2 separate regions of the Homo sapiens genome follow, and region 2 is linked to region 1. Evidence: chromatin loops called from intact Hi-C (ENCODE). Cell type or tissue: PC-3. All regions are shown on one strand. Each heading gives the region's core, and the rest is flanking DNA. Links, peaks and the distances in the headings are about the cores only. Region 1 overlaps LOC105377732 (a long non-coding RNA gene). Region 2 overlaps LOC105377732 (a long non-coding RNA gene).

Region 1 (8,457 bases), core at 354-8,353:
TGTGTGTGTGGAAGGAAGGGAGGCAGGGCCACATGGTGGGGAATCTTGGAAGCTGGGAGGGCATGGCTTTAACGAGACAAAAATGGGGAGCCACAGGCAGGCTGTGCGTGAGGAGAGATGACTCTGGGTTCCCACATGAGGCTGCTCTTGGCTTTCTCCTGCTCCCCAGCCCCCAACGTTATCTTCAGCCTGGGCAGGGCTCCCTCCATTCCCCATGGTGGGCCACAGCTGAGGCAGACAAGGTGATGTAAGGACTCAGGGACCTTTATCACCATGTAAGCAAAGTATGGGCCTGCAGGTATGGGTGTGTAAATACGTAGATGTGTACACAGAAGAATAAGGAAGGACTGAGGAAATCCAGAGCTGGGCTGCAGCAGGAATTGGGCATGTGATATGGTTTGACTGTGTCCCCACCCAAATGTCATCTTGAATTGTAGCTCCCATAATCCCCACATGTCATGGGAGGGACCTGGTGGGAGGTAATTGAATCATGGGGGTGGGTCTTCCCTGTGCTGTTCTGGTGATACTGAATAAGTCTCATGAGAGCTCAGGGTTTTGTAAAGGGCGTTTCCCCTGTAAACACTCTCTTGCCTGCTGCCATGTAAGATGTGCCTTGGCTCCTCTTTTGCCTTCTGCCACAATTGTGAGGCCTTCCCAGTGATGTGGAACTGTGAGTCCATTAAACCTCTTTTTCTTTATAAATTACCCAGTCTTGGGTATGTCTTTGTTAGCAGCATGAGAATGGACTAATACAGCATGTAAGGGGAAACCTCCAAGACTGGCTTCTGTACTATTGCTTGTATCTTGTAGAAGGTTGTATTTTTGTTCTAACTGTGTAATGCTCAGGCCCTGGTTGTGGGGCTGTGGGCAGGGGCATGTAATAGGAGCCTCCCCCAAAGGGTGCTCTTGTGGCTGCTGCTGCTGGACATATTTTGGCTCCTCCACTCCTAGCTGAGTTCCTCCTGCCTTCTTCCCTCCATCTTAGGGTCCTCAAAATGTCTGTGGAGTTTCCAGGCCAATGGACACTGCTGGCCACAAAGCTTTCCTCCTCCAGGAAGAGGCTCTGTACTTGATTTTGCAGCTTGACCAAACTTGTTCTCTCCAGGCTTCCACCACACCTGCTACCACCACCACCTGACTTCTCTCTGTCCCTCTCTCTTCTTTACCAATTCCACTTTTGACCCTCTCTGTCTCTTTCTCTCTCTTTGAGTTCCAACTTCAGCTTCTTGCACCAGCTGCTGACCCTCTCTGTAAGTTTTCTTGTTCACATTCACTAAGACCAAGGATCAAAATAGTATGGTACAGTTAGCCAACCCTTGTTTCTAACCCAGGCCACGTGGTAGATCAATAAATTAGCTGAAGGGGGAAGAAAGGTGCCAATGTGCTATTTCAGCTTGTGGGATGGCGTGTGTGACATCCAGTTGTCGTTCCACACTCTAGGTGTCCAATGACCTGCTTACATGTTTGGGAAGACAGATATAAGTCCCGTTTCCTGGGGGAAGTGCTTTGATTTTTACCTGTAGCTACTGTCCAAAGAGTCTGTTGCTTTTTGTGATTTCTTATGCTGTACTTCAGGTTTCCATCTGTTAGTCATTCAACAAATATTTATGGAGCATCCAGGCCTTGTGTTAGATGTTGGAGATGTAGAGACAATCATAACCATAGTGCTGGCCACTGGGAGAAACATACTCATAAGCTGTGGAAAGTTTCCAGGAGAAAGTTGTTGTCATCCTCATCATCAACATCATCAGGGTTGTCATCATCATCATCTTCATTGTCATCTTCATCATTGTCATCACATCATAATGAACTTTATTCTGTTTTCAGAATTCCATATGCATAATTCACTTAATCCTTGCAACAACTCTATGAAGTCGATACTATTATTACCCCTATTTTATAGATGAGGAAACTAAGCACAAAGAGATTTAATAACATGCTCAAGTCAGACTGCTAAAAAAATGCTAGAGCCGAGATTTGAATGTCAGTGGTTTGATTCCAGAGTCAGAGAAGTAGCTATGGCCATCAGTGCTTTACTGCATCATTTAGTGTCCTGATGAACCTTGGTTTTATGAGACATTAATAGACATTCCAGAAGGAAAGGTGGGGTAGTTAAGCAGTTGAGAAAATGCTGGGCCAAATGAGGGAAACAAGTAGCTTTCTTTATTGCAGGCCTTCTCAGAAGCTTTAATTTGTTAAGTTATTAATTTCTAAAGGCAACGGTTTCTAAACTTAGCTGAACAGGCTTTCAGGGTTGGACACACCTATCAACATTGCATGGAGCTGGTATGTCACGGAATCCAATATAAGGAAGGCTGTTTTGTGGCTTGTTTTTCCTTGCCATTCCTACTTGTTTTTTTACTTCACCTTTCTATGACAACTGCATGGGCATCCTAATACCACTCACTCTACTCATGTGACCCACCCAGTGTAGGTGGGTGGATTTCATGTTGAGGATGTTCTGACACTCCATCCTCAATGGCGTTCGTTGTGTCAGTAATGAGGCTGGTGTGGAGTAGAGCAGACACTGAGCTGGGCTGGTGGGGTGGCATATAAGGGCAGGAGGGCACCAGGAGGCCAGCTAATAAAGACCACGTATGGTCTGCTGAAATACCACGTGACAAAGCAGGGCCGGTGTCTGGAGTCTCAAACAAGGTGTGGGGTCCAAGCTGAGGTTGATCTTCAGAATCCAGGCTGGGGCCAAGGGAGCAACTGACTGTCCGTCATGTCTGCAGGGCTGGCCCAGGCAGTGGGTTTGTCCATCCACATTAATTCTGGCCATAGCAGCTTTGCTGTTGATCTTGACTTTGGTAACTTCCCTAGTGGGCCTCGCAAGGCCCAGAAGATTTTTGCTGGTCCCTGCATGAAGCAGGAATGAAGCAAGACTCACATTTTTTATTTTGAGTTGTATTTATAGAAATCCTTCTGGAATGATCTACATGCCTGGTTTCTTATGACCTTCAGAATATGGGAGGCAGTTCATGGGGCAGGAGTTTAAGCCAATGTGTGTTCCTGACCTGGTGAGAACTAAACTTAAATCAGACTAGTGGTCCAACTTCTCAGAATCCCAACTCAGAAAAAAAAAAAAGTAAGATAATGAGTTTTAAAGGGAAGGGATGTGAAAATGGAAACTCTTTAAAAATAGGGCAGTGGCAGGATTGTGTGGGGGTGTGGATTTGTAGTTGCTGGAAGACTCTATGGGAGGTTATCAAATGCACTCATCCTCATGGCCTAGATGGCTGGTGGCCTTCCGAAGTCCATTCTTCCTTTTCAAATAACACTGCTGCCTCGCTGAAAAGACTTCATGTCCCAGCCTCCCTTGCAGCTAGGTGAGGTGATCTGACTAGATTCTGTCTGATGACGTGTAAGGAGTATTGTGTGGTAATTCCAAGAAATGTCCTTGAATGAGAAGGAATAACCTTTACCTACTCTTTCTTCATCTGGGTGCTTGGAATGCAGACATGATGCCTGGACTTCAACAGCTGTTTTAGACCATGAGGTGACCTGCCAATAATGGTAAATTTTGAAGACAGAAGGTGACACTGTGGGGCCAGCATACCAGCCCAGGGCTTTCTACCTCTGAACTTCTTTTATGTAAAGGAGAAATAAATTTCTGTCTTATTTAAGCTACCGTTATTTGCAGGGGGGCTGGCAGGAGGGAATTTTGTTATATCAGTGAAACTGACACAGCCATAATTTCTAACCAAGATGGCTTGAAAAACAAAATTCTGGAGACCTGAGGTCAGAGTGGAAACCCTGAAGTGGAAACCCCAAAGGCCTCGGGGTGGTGACAAGCTCTCCTGATGGGCCCAGGCTGCAGCTGCTTACTGCCTTTTTATCCTTCTATTTGGCTAAATCAGAGAAAGAGATGGACATAGGGTGGTGGGGAGAGGAAGCTATGACTGGTCCTAGTGAGGCTGGGCTGCCAAATGTCTTAGTCTGAAAAGGGAACAGGTTTCATATGGACAAGATGGAAGAACTGCTTGTTCCCTCTGGAAAGTTCTATTAAAATGACCAACCCAGACACACTTTAATATTAATGGGAAATTCCTCTCGTTGTTTATGAAATCATTTTAGAGTTGATTTTAAAAAGAGAGGAGAGAGGGGGGAAAAAGCTGTTTGTTAGCTCAACGAAGCCCCAGACAATTATTTATAGATGCATCTGAGTGGCTTGTTTTAACACGGAGCAACTGTCTGAAAAGACTCCACTTTGACACCAGTAAGCACCCCTGGCACCAAGAATAAATTTATGAATGTCTTTTATGAGAGTCAACAAACTAGACAAATAAGCCCACAGACCGTCTTCACTTCGAGAACCAGAACAAAGAGTCGTATTCGTCATTGGCTCTGGGCAGGAACCACGCCAAGCTGAGCAGCCCTCGCTCAGGCCGGATGTTCCCCTCCAGCTAATGTGATTTCTTTGGGCACTGCCACGGTGGCAGGCAGATGCCTGGTTTATTTCCATTCCTCCGCTTCTCTGATTTGTTTGGGTGGCTAAATATCTCTTTCCCAGGAGAACATCTGCTCTTTTAAAAATGGAAAAAAGCAGGAAGACCTCCAAGCTGTTGGGCAGGAACTCACCCTCGAGTGAGACCGACCAGAATCTCATAAAACGTTTCTTCTGGGGTCCCCGCCACATCTCAAGAGAGGGCCCAAGCAGCTCCTTTAGGGGTCCTGGAACCCTACCCGCTTGCATGTCCTTCAAGGCAGTTTGAATTCTGTGCTATGACGCCTGAGGCTTAATAACTGCTTTGGCCAAGTTTAGGTCATTTTTCTTGATGTCTCATTTATAGATGTCTTCTTACCATCACTAACACCCATGGTTTGGTTGGAAATGAATCCACAGCAATGCAGAGGTGCAACAAAAATATGGTGGAAAAACTTCTAACTTGGTAGTTAAAGGGAACTTAAATACTTCTGAATGAAAAGACTCTTTGGGGAGAAATAATCTTTTTTTTTTTTTTTTTTTCTGTAGAGATGGGAATCTCACTATGTTGCCTAGGCTGATCTTGAGCTCCTAGCCTTAAGTGATTCTGCAGCTTGGTCTCCCAAAGTGCTGGGATTACAGGCATGAGCCACTGCACCCAGGTGGGGGGCTGGGGGCTGGGATCATCTTTTAGAGCTTCTTCCCTCCCGCTTCTCCTTCCATTTTCCCCAGGAGATCTCAAGGGGCCAGTGGGTGCTCAATAGCGCTGTGACTGTGTGGGGAGCTTCTGCAGCCCTCCTTTGTACCCTGCTGTGGCGCAGCTGATGGGACCCAGTCCCTGACATCCTGCACGTGTCCTGAATGGAGGTTTTCACTTTTCCTGGTCTCTTTGGGGCCACAGAAGCACCCACTACTGACATCAGTATTTCTCCATTTCCTTGGTGGTGAGGTCCTTGTGTTTGGACGCAGGCTGGTCCCACTGTGTGGGCCTCTCTGGGTCTGCTGGTACTGGCAGATCCTGTCTCCCAACCAGTACTCAAGGGAGCCTCTGGGTCTCCTGACCACTGCCCACTAGGAGCACTGTCTCAGCCTGGCCTCTTGGCCTAACCACGACACGTGGCTATTTCTATTTTGCTTGGCCATATGATGTTGTAGCAGGGACATTCTGCGAGATGGTTTCTGTATTAGTTTGGTAGGGCTGCTGTAACAAAATGCTACAGAGTGGGTGGCTTAAGCAATGGTAATTTATCTGGAGGCTGGAAGTCCGAGATCAAGGGGCTGTCAGGGTTGGCTTCTCCTGAGGCCTCTCTCCTTAGCTTGCAGGCTGCCACTTTCTTGCTGCCTCTTCACACGGTTGTCTCTCTGCATGTGTGTCCCTGGTGTCTCTTCCTCGTCTTATAAGGGCCCTGGTCCTACTGGGTTAGGGCTCCACCATTAAGGCCTCATTTAACCTAATCATGTCTTTAAAGACCTTATCTCTAAGGATGGTTCCATTCTGATATCCAGGGGTTGGCCCTGAATGTATGAATTTTGGGGGAACACAAATCAGTTTGTAACAATTTCCTTTCCCTTGATTTATCTGGGGGTTCTTCTTGCTTGCTGGAGCTCTCCCTCACCCATCTAGCCAAGGTTCAGGAAGGGGTATGGTTGCTGGGTCTGCAGAGATCAGGCTGAGGGTGAGACCATCACCCCACCTCCTCCACCCCTCTCAATCTCTCTGCTTCCTCCGAGCCACTCTCCAGGCCAAAGGGGCTCTTCTTTCTTTCTGTGGGGGAGAGAGCTCCCCTCTTGTCAAATCCTGCCTTTTCTCCAACTAGTGCATTCAGACTAGCACGCAGTGTTCTTTGCAAGGGAAGCACTTTGGAGTCTAAAAATCCCTTTTCTTAATGAAGCCTGACTTTCAAAACTATTTTTTTTTGCTGTTGCCATCACAAATCTTATTTGAAATTCAAAGCTCAGCCATTGCTTGGCCCTCTGAGGCAATGAATGGTTGGGGAGCTGTAGGGTGACTTGATTTACAGGAAAGAAAAAATCATTTGATAGGATATTTTCAGAATTATTATTATTTCTGCATCATGGGTCATGTGATTGATGAATATACACAGCAGAAATAATTCTGAAAATATTTTTTATCTAGTTTAGACCTTTTAGTTTCTTTTCTTTTCATTATAAAATGCAATACGTGTTCATCTGAAGAAATTTGGAAAACAAATTCAGAGGGAAAAAAATTATGCTTAGACTTAACATCCAAAGACAGGTACTGTTATCATTTAGCCTGTTTCCCTCCTATCTTTCGTTTATGAATTTTTGGGGTTACTTTTAATTTAATTTACATATATTTAAAAACTGGTTATATATATGTTTATATATATGTTTATTTATATATACATATATATATTTTATATATATGTTTATATTTTTATATTACATATATATATTATATATATATATTTTTTGAGACAGAGTTTCACTCTTGTCGCCCAGGCTGGAGTGCAATGGCGCAATCTCCACTCACCACAACCTCCGCCTCCCGGGTTCAAGTGATTCTCCTGCCTCGGCCTCCTGAGTAGCTGGGATTACAGGCACGTGCCACCACATCCGGCTAATTTTGTATTTTCAGTAGAGATGGGGTTTCTCCATGTTGGTCAGGCTGGTCTCGAACTGCCGACCTCAGGTGATCCACCCGCCTCGGCCTCCCAAAGCGCTGGGATTACAGGCATGAGCCACTGCGCCCTGCCAAAACTGGTAATATTTTTAAATGATTAAAAATAAAAACAGCATACAGAGAGACATACAGTGAGCAATCTCACAACCATTCCGATCTCTGTCCACTCTGTTCTTCCCACACCCTGTAAGGAATCACTTGTACTAGTTTTTTTGTGCATCTGTCTCTCCAGAGTTTCTTTACCCAAATACAAATGGAATAGACACTCTTACTTTTACCCTTTCTTATGCAAATGGTATTAGAAGTATGGAGCGTTCTGCACCTGGAGAACTTTCCAACAGGACCTCTTTCATGGCTTCTTGCGGCCTGGATGCTAAGTTCTCTAGCTCCCTAGCTGTGATACTTTGGGCAACATCTTTGCCTATCTAGGTCAAACTTCAGCTAATGCTTCTTTTTTCTTCACTTGGTAACAAACTGCCACACCCCAGCGCCAATCACGAGTGTGGAGACGTGATTCAAGTTGGTACTGCCAAATAACTGCCCTGGTGACAGTTATCTGTCCCGGGAAGGTCTGTGAAGCAGGTTCACTGTGCACTGCTTACCAATCTGTCTGAGTCCAGAGAGACAGAACATACTCATATGCAACAAATTATGTGAAGTGGATCCACTATTTATAGGTAGGCAGCAAGGGACACAGAAGCCTAGGATTCATTGTGAGTTGGTCTCCCAATGCTAAGAAAGCTCCCTGGGGTGGATGGAGTCTGAACGGTGCATATCTGAATTGCACTGTAGAATAGGGACCCTGTAAGGACACCTACCCGGGTTACATACCACAGGGTTACATGACTCACTGGGCTAAAGTGTTGGGGGACATTCTGTTTCTAGGGGAGGCTGGACCAGAGCCCAAGATGTTCAGCCAGTCCCTCCGTATCTCAGGGTGTTACATTCTCAGTACATTCTATAGTTATTCATGAGATCTACCAGCAAGAGTGAGCAGAACTCTTGAGTGGGTTGGTCCAAGGCCACTCAGAACACTGTCCTGCAGTCATATGGTTCCAGATGGCCAGGACATTCCTCCTGGTGCTGGTGGGAATGCCTGCCTCTTGCCTCTGAGCTTGCTGTGTTGGCATGAAGTGAACTTGGGGCTTCTCATGGTCATCTTTCCCACCACATGGAGAGGGCCCATCACTAGTAGGAAACATGTAGCTAACATTCAGAGAGAAGCAGAGAAGAGAGATGCAAAACCCCAGCAACTCACTGGTGTCCTAGATTCAGTCCTGTCTAGTGAACCACCCTTTATCTAAATTATGGGAGTTTGGGCTGCATTTCTGCCACAGCTGGGAGAGACCTAGTTTGTATCAAGTTC
Region 2 (8,457 bases), core at 49-8,048, 96 kb after region 1:
CACCCTGGACCTCTTCCCAGAATTTCAGATACATATAGCCACCACCATACAGCGCCATTTTGGGAAGCCTACGTCCACAGGCATCTCAAACTAATGTTTCAAAAACAGAGGTCTTAGCATAGTGAGAGCTTCTGTGTTCTTCCTGAAGTCTTCCCCATCTCAAGAAGGAGCAACTCCGTTTTCCCACTCATCAGGCCAAAACTTTAAGGTCATTTTTGATTACTCTTTTTTACTCTTACAGCAACATCCAATCCATCAGGAAGACTTGTTTATGCTATCTTCAGAATATATTCGTAATATGACCACTTTCCACCACTTCCTTTGCTGTTGGCTTGAGCCTAGCCACTGCCATCTCTCACCTGCTGTATTGCAGTGGCTTCCTAACTGGCAACTTTGCCTCCAGTCTAGCTTCCGTGCAGCCTTTTTTCCACACAGCTGCTGAAATGTTCTTTAAAGGACATATGGCACAAGGCATCACTTCTATGCTCAACACAGAAATGGCTTTCTATCTCAATCAAAGTAAAGGCTGAAGTCTCTACAATGGCCTATGGAGCCCTGATTGATCTAGCTTTGTGCTACCTTTCTGATCTTAGCATCTGCCCATCCCCCATTCACCCTGCTTAAGCCAACTGCTCTCCTTGCGATTCCTCATAAACACCAAGCATACTGTCACCTCAGGGCCCTTGACCATGCTGTGCCTCCTCCTCCTTCATATCTTTGCATGACACACTCACTCACTTCCTTCAGGTGTCTGTTCTAATGTCCCAGTCTGAACCATCTTATATAAAATATCAAAGCTCCTTTCCTCCGTGGCTCTCGTCTGTTTTGCTCTGTGTGATTTTCCCCCAAAACCCTATCAACCCCTGGTATATTACATGCTCATTGATTGATTTATTTACACTGTTGCCCTTCAGCATAAGCTCTGAGTCACATAAACTTTGTTTTATTCACTGATGTATCTCCAGAACCTAGGTCAATATCTGGCATATAGTTAGCCACCAATAAATATCTATTAAATAAACAAAAGGCATTTTTACAGCAATCCTGTGATATTGACAGGGAAGGTGCTGTTTTCTGCTTCCTGAAGAGGAAGCCGAAACTCAGAGCCTTGACTGATTTATAGAAACCACACATCTGTTAAGTGGCTTAGCTGGAAGTCAAACAAATCTTTTCAGCTCAGTTACGGGCTCATTTCACAGCTACACATTTCTCAGCCATGGTGGATTCCACATTGATAGCCAATGATGACAAAAATTGTAAAGTGAGGATCAGGCAGACTCTGACATTTCTTTTGTTCCAGTTTCCACATAGATCAGCAATCCCTAAAAAGAAAAAAAAATTAAAGACCTTTCAATGTATGTGGTTTCTTCAGAGTTTGCTATGGTTAAAAAAACAAGTGGGATCTGAGTGAATGAGTTAGGAAGAGCTGAGCTTTGTGGTCAGGGATGCCCTCCCAGGGTTCTGGGAGGTGTCATCATATATAACAAATCAACAGGGAATATTTTTTTACCCCAATATCAAATATGACCTTTTTAAGATTCTGAGATAAAAGAAAAATTTATACAGTCATTTAGAAAATATTTATTGGGTTACTTGTGATGTATCAGGAATACTGTGCTAAGCACTGGGAATAGAGTGCTGAGCAAAACAGACAGGGCCTTGCCCTCCTCTAGTGGAGAAAAATAAAGTCTAAGTGAGTTATCACTGGATGAATGAATTTCAAAAGAACATGGCATTTGCTGTGGAAAGCACATTCAATAATTTCTCAGATTACTTCCTTGTTAAGATAAAGGACTTCTATTTAGAGGCCAGAATTAGGAAACCATATGGTATGTCAGGTTGGAGACATAGCTAGATATACACATGCGAAGTCACAGAAAAAGAAGGTTAGAAAAGGATATCAGGGCTGGGCGTGGTGGCTCATGCCTGTAATCCTAGCACTTTGGGAGGCTGAGGTGGGTGGATCACCTGAAGTCAAGAGTTCGAGACCAGTCTGGCCAACATAGTGAACCCCCATCTCTACTAAAAATACAAAAATTAGCCGGGCGTGGTGGCATGCACCTGTAATCCCAGCTACTCAGGAAGCTGAGGCAGGAGAATTGCTTGAACCCAGGAGGCAGAAGTTGCAGTGAGCCGAGATCATGTCACTGCACTCCAGCCTGAGCAACAGAGTGAGACTCTGTCTAAAAAAAAAAAAAAAAGGAAAAGAAAAGGATATCAGTGAGAGACATGCACAGTAACTGGTATTTGGCAGGTCTAGTTAAAAAAATCCAGGTGAACTATCATCTTCTAGCTATCTAGAAAAATCCATCCTTCTTTCCTTGTGCTTGGGATATAAACTACATTTCTTAGCTTCCTTTGCAGTAAGATATGGTCATGTGCATGAGTTCTAACCAATAGAATGTGAGGGGAGGTGATGAGTGCAACTTCAGGTCTGGACCTTAAAACCTCTTGTGAGAACTTTTTAATATGGCAGAACTGCCACTAGCCTGGCTCCCAGAATGACTGTATGGAGTAGAGTTGTTGCTGACCTGAATCCCTGCTACCCAGAAAGGCTTACATTTAGAAATTTGGAAGTTTTGAAATTCTTTTTAAAAATTCCATAGACTTTTTGGAGTCTATGAAAGAGACTCTTGGTATGCACTAAATACTATGAGCTCCTCTACATTTCCCAGCCTCCCTTGCAGTTAAGCTGGTCAGGTGACTCAGTTCGGGCAAATAGGTCGTGGGAAAAAAGACAGATGATACTTCAAAGCCTATGCCATAAAAGTCTCCTATGTAAAGCCATTTATTCTCTAGCCAGTTGGTACCAGGGCAAGTCTGAAGCCACAAGATGGCAGAGACACAATGTGAAGGGAGTCTGTGTCCCTGGATTAGTGCTTGGAGAAGAGCCACTTAGGAATACAACATCAGGCTTTTCATAAAGATAAATCAGTTTTTATTAGTTTTAGCTTCTGATATTTAAGGTTATTTCTAATGCAGTTAGCCCACCGTGACTAATACGAGGTCTATTTACTGCTGCATATTAGCCTACTTTAACTAATGCACCGAGTGTTCAAATAGACCCAACACCAAAATTTGAGAGCATTAGCTCTGACACTGCACTGAACAGGTACCAGCCATTTTACAAGAACCAAGAGAGAAGAGGTGAGGCCTGTTTTGTTCTACAGTGTCCCCAGTGCCTAGCATGGCACCTAGCACTGTAGTAGGTGCTCAAATGTGTATATTGAAATGATCATGACCAAATGTCCATTTTTCCTTTTTGACATAGAAAACCCCAAATCCAATTCTAAGTTTCACAATCTTAATTAGAATAATTATAACATGTGACTTTTAAAGAAAGATGTAAAATCTTTGGAGTCAGATAATCCTTACTCTGTTTGCCACCTTAAAAGCATGTCATCTTCTGGACCTGAAGTCTGATTTGCCAAACAGAGGTGCTGCTTCCTGTGTTTCAGAGGCACGGTAAGGACTGCATGAGGTGATTAAGGTCCTGTAAAGAATCTAGCTCTGTCTCTGCCACCAAGATGGTTTTGATTAAATGTTTGTTTACTCATGGTACTGACAAAATGTATCATTAAATGCCTTGAGTAGACCCAGGATGACTAATGAAGGGCTTACATGATAGGTCCTATGAAGAAAGACCAAAAAGTTACTCAAGACATTCCACTAGCTTAGAGGAGGCTCATTCCACAGCAGCACATGAAAAGCAACACATAAACAAACAACACTTGTTTTTAAGCATGTGAAAGGGTCCACCATTTATTTTACAAGAGGATAATGAGGGACAACCTGGAGCTGTGAAAAGAGATGGTTTTGGAGGCAAACCTAGGTTTGAATCTTGTTCATTTAATACTCAACCAGTCTTTATTAAGGGCTTCCTCTGTGCCAGCAACTGTTCTAGGCACCCAGGATCCAGGCTTGAAAAAGACAAAGGGTCTGCTCTCCTGATGCTTTCATTTTAGCGCAGGGGATCAACAATAAACAGCTAAACAAAGAAATAAATATGATCACATCTGTGCTATGAAGAAAAGTAACTAGCTTATTAACTGAGAATTTGTCCAAGTTATGTTTACCGCCATGAGCCTCATTTTTCCTCTGTAAAATAAGAAACAAGTCTCTGTTTTCCTTGTTGTAGATTAAAATGTTATATGTAGAGCACCTTACAGTTAATGAAGAGTCTCTTGCCAGGCGCAGTGGCTCACGCCTGTAATCCCAGCACTTTGGGAGGCTGAGGCGGGTGGATCATGAGGTCAGGAGATCGAGACCATCCTGGTTAACACCACGAAACCCTGTCTCTACTAAAAATACAAAAAAATTAGCTGGGCGTGGTGGCAGGCACTTGTAGTCCCAGCTATTCGGAAGGCTGAGGCAGGAGAATAGCGTGAACCCGGGAGGCGGAGCTTGCAGTGAGCCGAGATTGCACCACCACACTCCAGCCTGGGCGACAGAGCGAGACTCCGTCTCAAAAAAAAAAAAAAAAAAAAAAAGAGTCTCTTGTAGTTACTGTTGTTACAGTTATTGTGCAGCTTGAGATAAGTGGCAGCATTAGACTGGAAGCTGAACCCCTGACTCTGATTGCCTACATTGTCCCATATTATCGAAGACTGATTAGAGAGTTACTTGTGAAGATGGTAGCAGGAAAGTCTTTCTTGGGCAATGCATCTGTTGTGAATATTTCAGTAATAATTTATAGAAAATTTAAACTGACTAGAACAATAAAAGGACCTTATTGGTTCATATTACTGATCAGTCCAGAGGTAGGGCTTACTTCAGGTATAGGTTGATCTAGCATCCGAAACCAACAATCTCCTTTTCTTTCTCTCTTTCTTTCTCTCTCTCTCTCTTTCTTTCTTTCTCCCTTTCTTTCTTTCTTTCCTTCTTTCTTTTTCTTTCTTTCTTTCTCTTTCTTTCTTTCTTCTTTCTTCTTTCTTTCTTTCTTTTCTTTCTTTCTTTCTTTCTTTCTTTCTTTCTTTCTTTCTTTCTTTCTTTCTTTCTTTCTTTCTTTCTTTTCTTTTCTTTTCTTTCTTTCTGTAACTCTCTTCATCCCTCAGTGTAGTAGTCAGTTTTGTGTTGCTATCATGTAATACCGGAGGCTGGGAAATTTATAAAGAAAAGGGGCTTATTTGGGGTTCTGTAGGCTGTACAAGAAGCGTGGCGCCAGCATCTGCTTCTGGTGATGGCCTCAGACTGCTTGCAAGGAATTTGCCCAAAAACCAGGACTATCTCACTAATTTCTTCATATTGAGTACATGCTAAAATTATAATATTCTGGAATATTGAGTTAAACAAAAATATAAAATTATTTTTGCTTGTTTCTTTATACCTTCTAATTTAACCAATATAAAGCTTAAAATTAAATATGGAGCTTGCATTATATTTCTGCTGGGCAGTGCTGCTTGAGGCAGAACGATTCTGGGATTGGTGAGGTGGGGGAGATATGAAGCGTCCTTGTGACAGGGAGAGTACCTTTGTTCTAGGTTCCTGCCCCCTTGTATTAGTCCAAGGCTCACACTCCATTTTATCTTATTTTAATATACAGTAAAATTCACTTTTTTGGTGTTTTATTACTTTTGACAAGTGCATAGAGATGTGTAACCATCACCACCGCCATCAAAATACAGAACTATCCCGTCATCCACAAATAACTACCTTTGTATTAACCCTCCCCCCTGCCAGCAGCCACTAATCTGTTTTGCATCTCTATAGCTTTGCCTTCTCAAGAATGTCATATAAGTGGAATCACACTGTGTGTAACCTTCGAGTCTGGCTTCTTTCACTTAGCATAATGCATGGTAGATTCATCCATGTTGTGTGTGGCAGTAGTCCATTGTTTTGTTGTTATACCATTGAGTAGTATTCCATTATTGGATGTACCATAGTTTGTTTATTTGCCAGCTGAAACACATTTGAGTCAAGGTTTCCCAGAGAAAGAGAACCAATAGGGAGAGAGAGAGAGAGAGAAATGTGGAACCACCACTATCACTCTCTCTGTAGAGAGAGAGTGTCTGACTTGGAAGAGCAAAAGTTTTTAAATGTGAGGAAGTCCAATGTATTATTTTTTTCTGCATGGATTGTGCTTTTGGTGTCAAATTTAAGGACTCTGCCCAATCCAAGATCCCAAAGATTTTTTCCTAGAATATCTTCTTGAAGTTTTATTGTTTTAGGTTTTGCATTTAGGTCTATGATTTATTTTAACTTTTGAACAGGTGTGAAGTAGGAGTCAAATTTCTTATTTTCTTTTTTTGACACGTGAATGTTCAATTGTTTTAGTAACATTTGTTTAAAAAGATGATCTTTTCTTTAATAAATTCCCTTTGCATCTTTCTTACAAATCAATTGGCCGTATTTGCATAGGTCTATTTCCGGACTCTCTATTCCGTTCTACTGGTCTTTGGGTCTCTCATGTATACATAGCTCTGTCATGTATTTCAGCAACTGCTGTGCTGTGTCTTCACCCAAATTAGGATGTAACTCTTCCCAACTTACAGGATAGAGCTGGCATTATTTTAAGAAGTTTGTAATTCCATACGTGCACAGATTATTTCTAAATAACCCACGTCAACACTTAAGGGTAGCATTTTTCTATTTCTCAACCCACAGAATCAGTTGGGAAAGACATGTGGCTGTTTTCCTATAATGACTTGATCTCTTTTAAAGATGTTCCTATTCTATTTTATTAGGATTAGAAACAATCTTAGTCATTTTGGGGTCTCCCTCTGGCTCTCCCAGGGTCGCATCTCATTCTGAGGAGCTGAGGTTGTGCCCTGGCGTCAAGAGGAGAACAGCCCTCGGCGCTCCTGTACCATGCAGCAGCCTCAGAGACAAGGTCATCCCTACCCGCTCCTTGGCTGTCAGTTCATGCAGTCATCATGCAGTCTCTTGGTTTATCCCACACAGCCTGTTCCCACATGCCAGCAATGTGGAATATTTCCATGCCCCTCTTGGGGACCTAGGAGTTAGATAACACTCCTTCGTCCCTCTGGGCTGTGAGAAACTGCATGATATGATCTTGAACTCCTCTACCTAGATCTACACACTCAGATACCTCTTCAGCTCCAGCTCCATGCTGGCAAGGGCTGCCTTAGGGTCCTGCCAGCTGCTGGGCTCTTCAATAGGGAAGGGGGCACAGGTACCCTGAGCTCTCAGATCATGAAACCCACTCGTCAAACAGTTTTCTCAACCTTGTTTCTGGACTCACCCTGGGTGGTGGGCAGGGCGAAGAGCCTCTTCTTTCACACCTAGCTTCATCCAATGTCTCTTTCTGAGTCCTTAACCCCAATCCAGGCATGCTGCCTCGTTCTATAATTGGAAACCTTGCTGTGCTGGGCTTTTCCATCATTATGCAATTTCTGAATTTGTGTTCTGAGTCCTTTCTGTGGCCCTTTTACTGGAAGGGTCTGAATCTCCTTTGAAACGCATAAACTAAGAATTAATTTCTTCATTGCTGGTCAACACTACCTGGCTGGAGAGAATGCTTGTAGTCTTAGTGCCTAGACAGAGAGAAGGATCAATGTGAGAGAAAAGACTAGAAAAAAATAGATGTACTCTCATCTTACAAATATATGTTATGCTTTGAGATTAGGAAAATACATATTTATCTATAAGTGCTATTAAAGTCCTATAAGCTTATTGTTATTATGTATTTCTCAAATAATTCAAAGTAACATAAAAATAATCATCCTGAGTGAAGTCTTCAAATGTTTTGGCATTAAAAAGGGATACACCTAGTCAAAGAGTTGACAGTTATTACCATAACATATCTCAAAATCAAATAATTGTGGACGAGGGTGTTTTGCATACATGTGTATATGTGTCGTACAGAGTTTACATCCCTTTTTCTTGTGTGGGTAATTGTATAAAGTTACATTTCAAGAGCTAAAATGCTTTTGATGATTCAAGAAAAAATGTATTAGAATAAAAAACCAACTTGCATATTTGAACAGTTTTGTTGAAGTATAATCAGTGCATAATAAACTATGTATATATGAAATGTATACTTTGATAAGCTTTGGCACATGTATACACCTGTGAAACTATCACCATGATCAAGATAATGAACATGCATGCTTCTACTAAAAATTTCCTTATGCCCTTTGGAATTCCACCCTCACACCCCTCCCGACCTCTCCACACCTTCCTCTCCCCCATCACCAGGGAACTACTCATCTGCTTTCTGTCACCATACATTAGTTTGCACTTTCTAGAGTTTTATATGAATGAAATAATACAGTATATACCCTATTTTTGTAGTTTTTTTCACTCAGCATAACTTTTTTGAGCATCATAATATGAAGCCAGATTTACCCTGATACAAAACCAGAGACATTACAATAAAGAAAACTAGAGACTAATAGCTCTCATGAATATAGATGAAATAATGCTCAATGAAATATTAACAAATTGAATCCAATATTATATATAAATAAAATAAATGTAACTCACCATAATAAAAAA

The links. Peaks named below come from ENCODE experiments on the same cell type or tissue, not always from the same donor. Only the 100,000 strongest peaks of a DNase experiment are listed, where the experiment ranks them.
Region 2: it touches region 1 in a loop (2.5-fold over the local background); 2 of 110 quality-filtered maps call a loop at or near these places.

The regions. Positions count from the first base shown.
Region 1 is chr5:173,415,978-173,424,434 of GRCh38, forward strand. The region is part of intron 1 of LOC105377732 (a long non-coding RNA gene); the gene reads left to right. Among named protein-coding and RNA genes, the nearest start is that of MIR8056, 73 kb to the left of the region's middle. In PC-3, for the core only: no CTCF peak of the experiment used is centred there; a DNase peak (open chromatin) is centred at 4,334; H3K27ac peaks cover 929 bases.
Region 2 is chr5:173,512,131-173,520,587 of GRCh38, forward strand. All of the region lies in intron 14 of LOC105377732 (a long non-coding RNA gene), which reads left to right. Among named protein-coding and RNA genes, the nearest start is that of LINC02995, 63 kb to the right of the region's middle. RefSeq lists an enhancer at 5,343-6,094. In PC-3, for the core only: no CTCF peak of the experiment used is centred there; a DNase peak (open chromatin) is centred at 3,581; H3K27ac peaks cover 2,435 bases.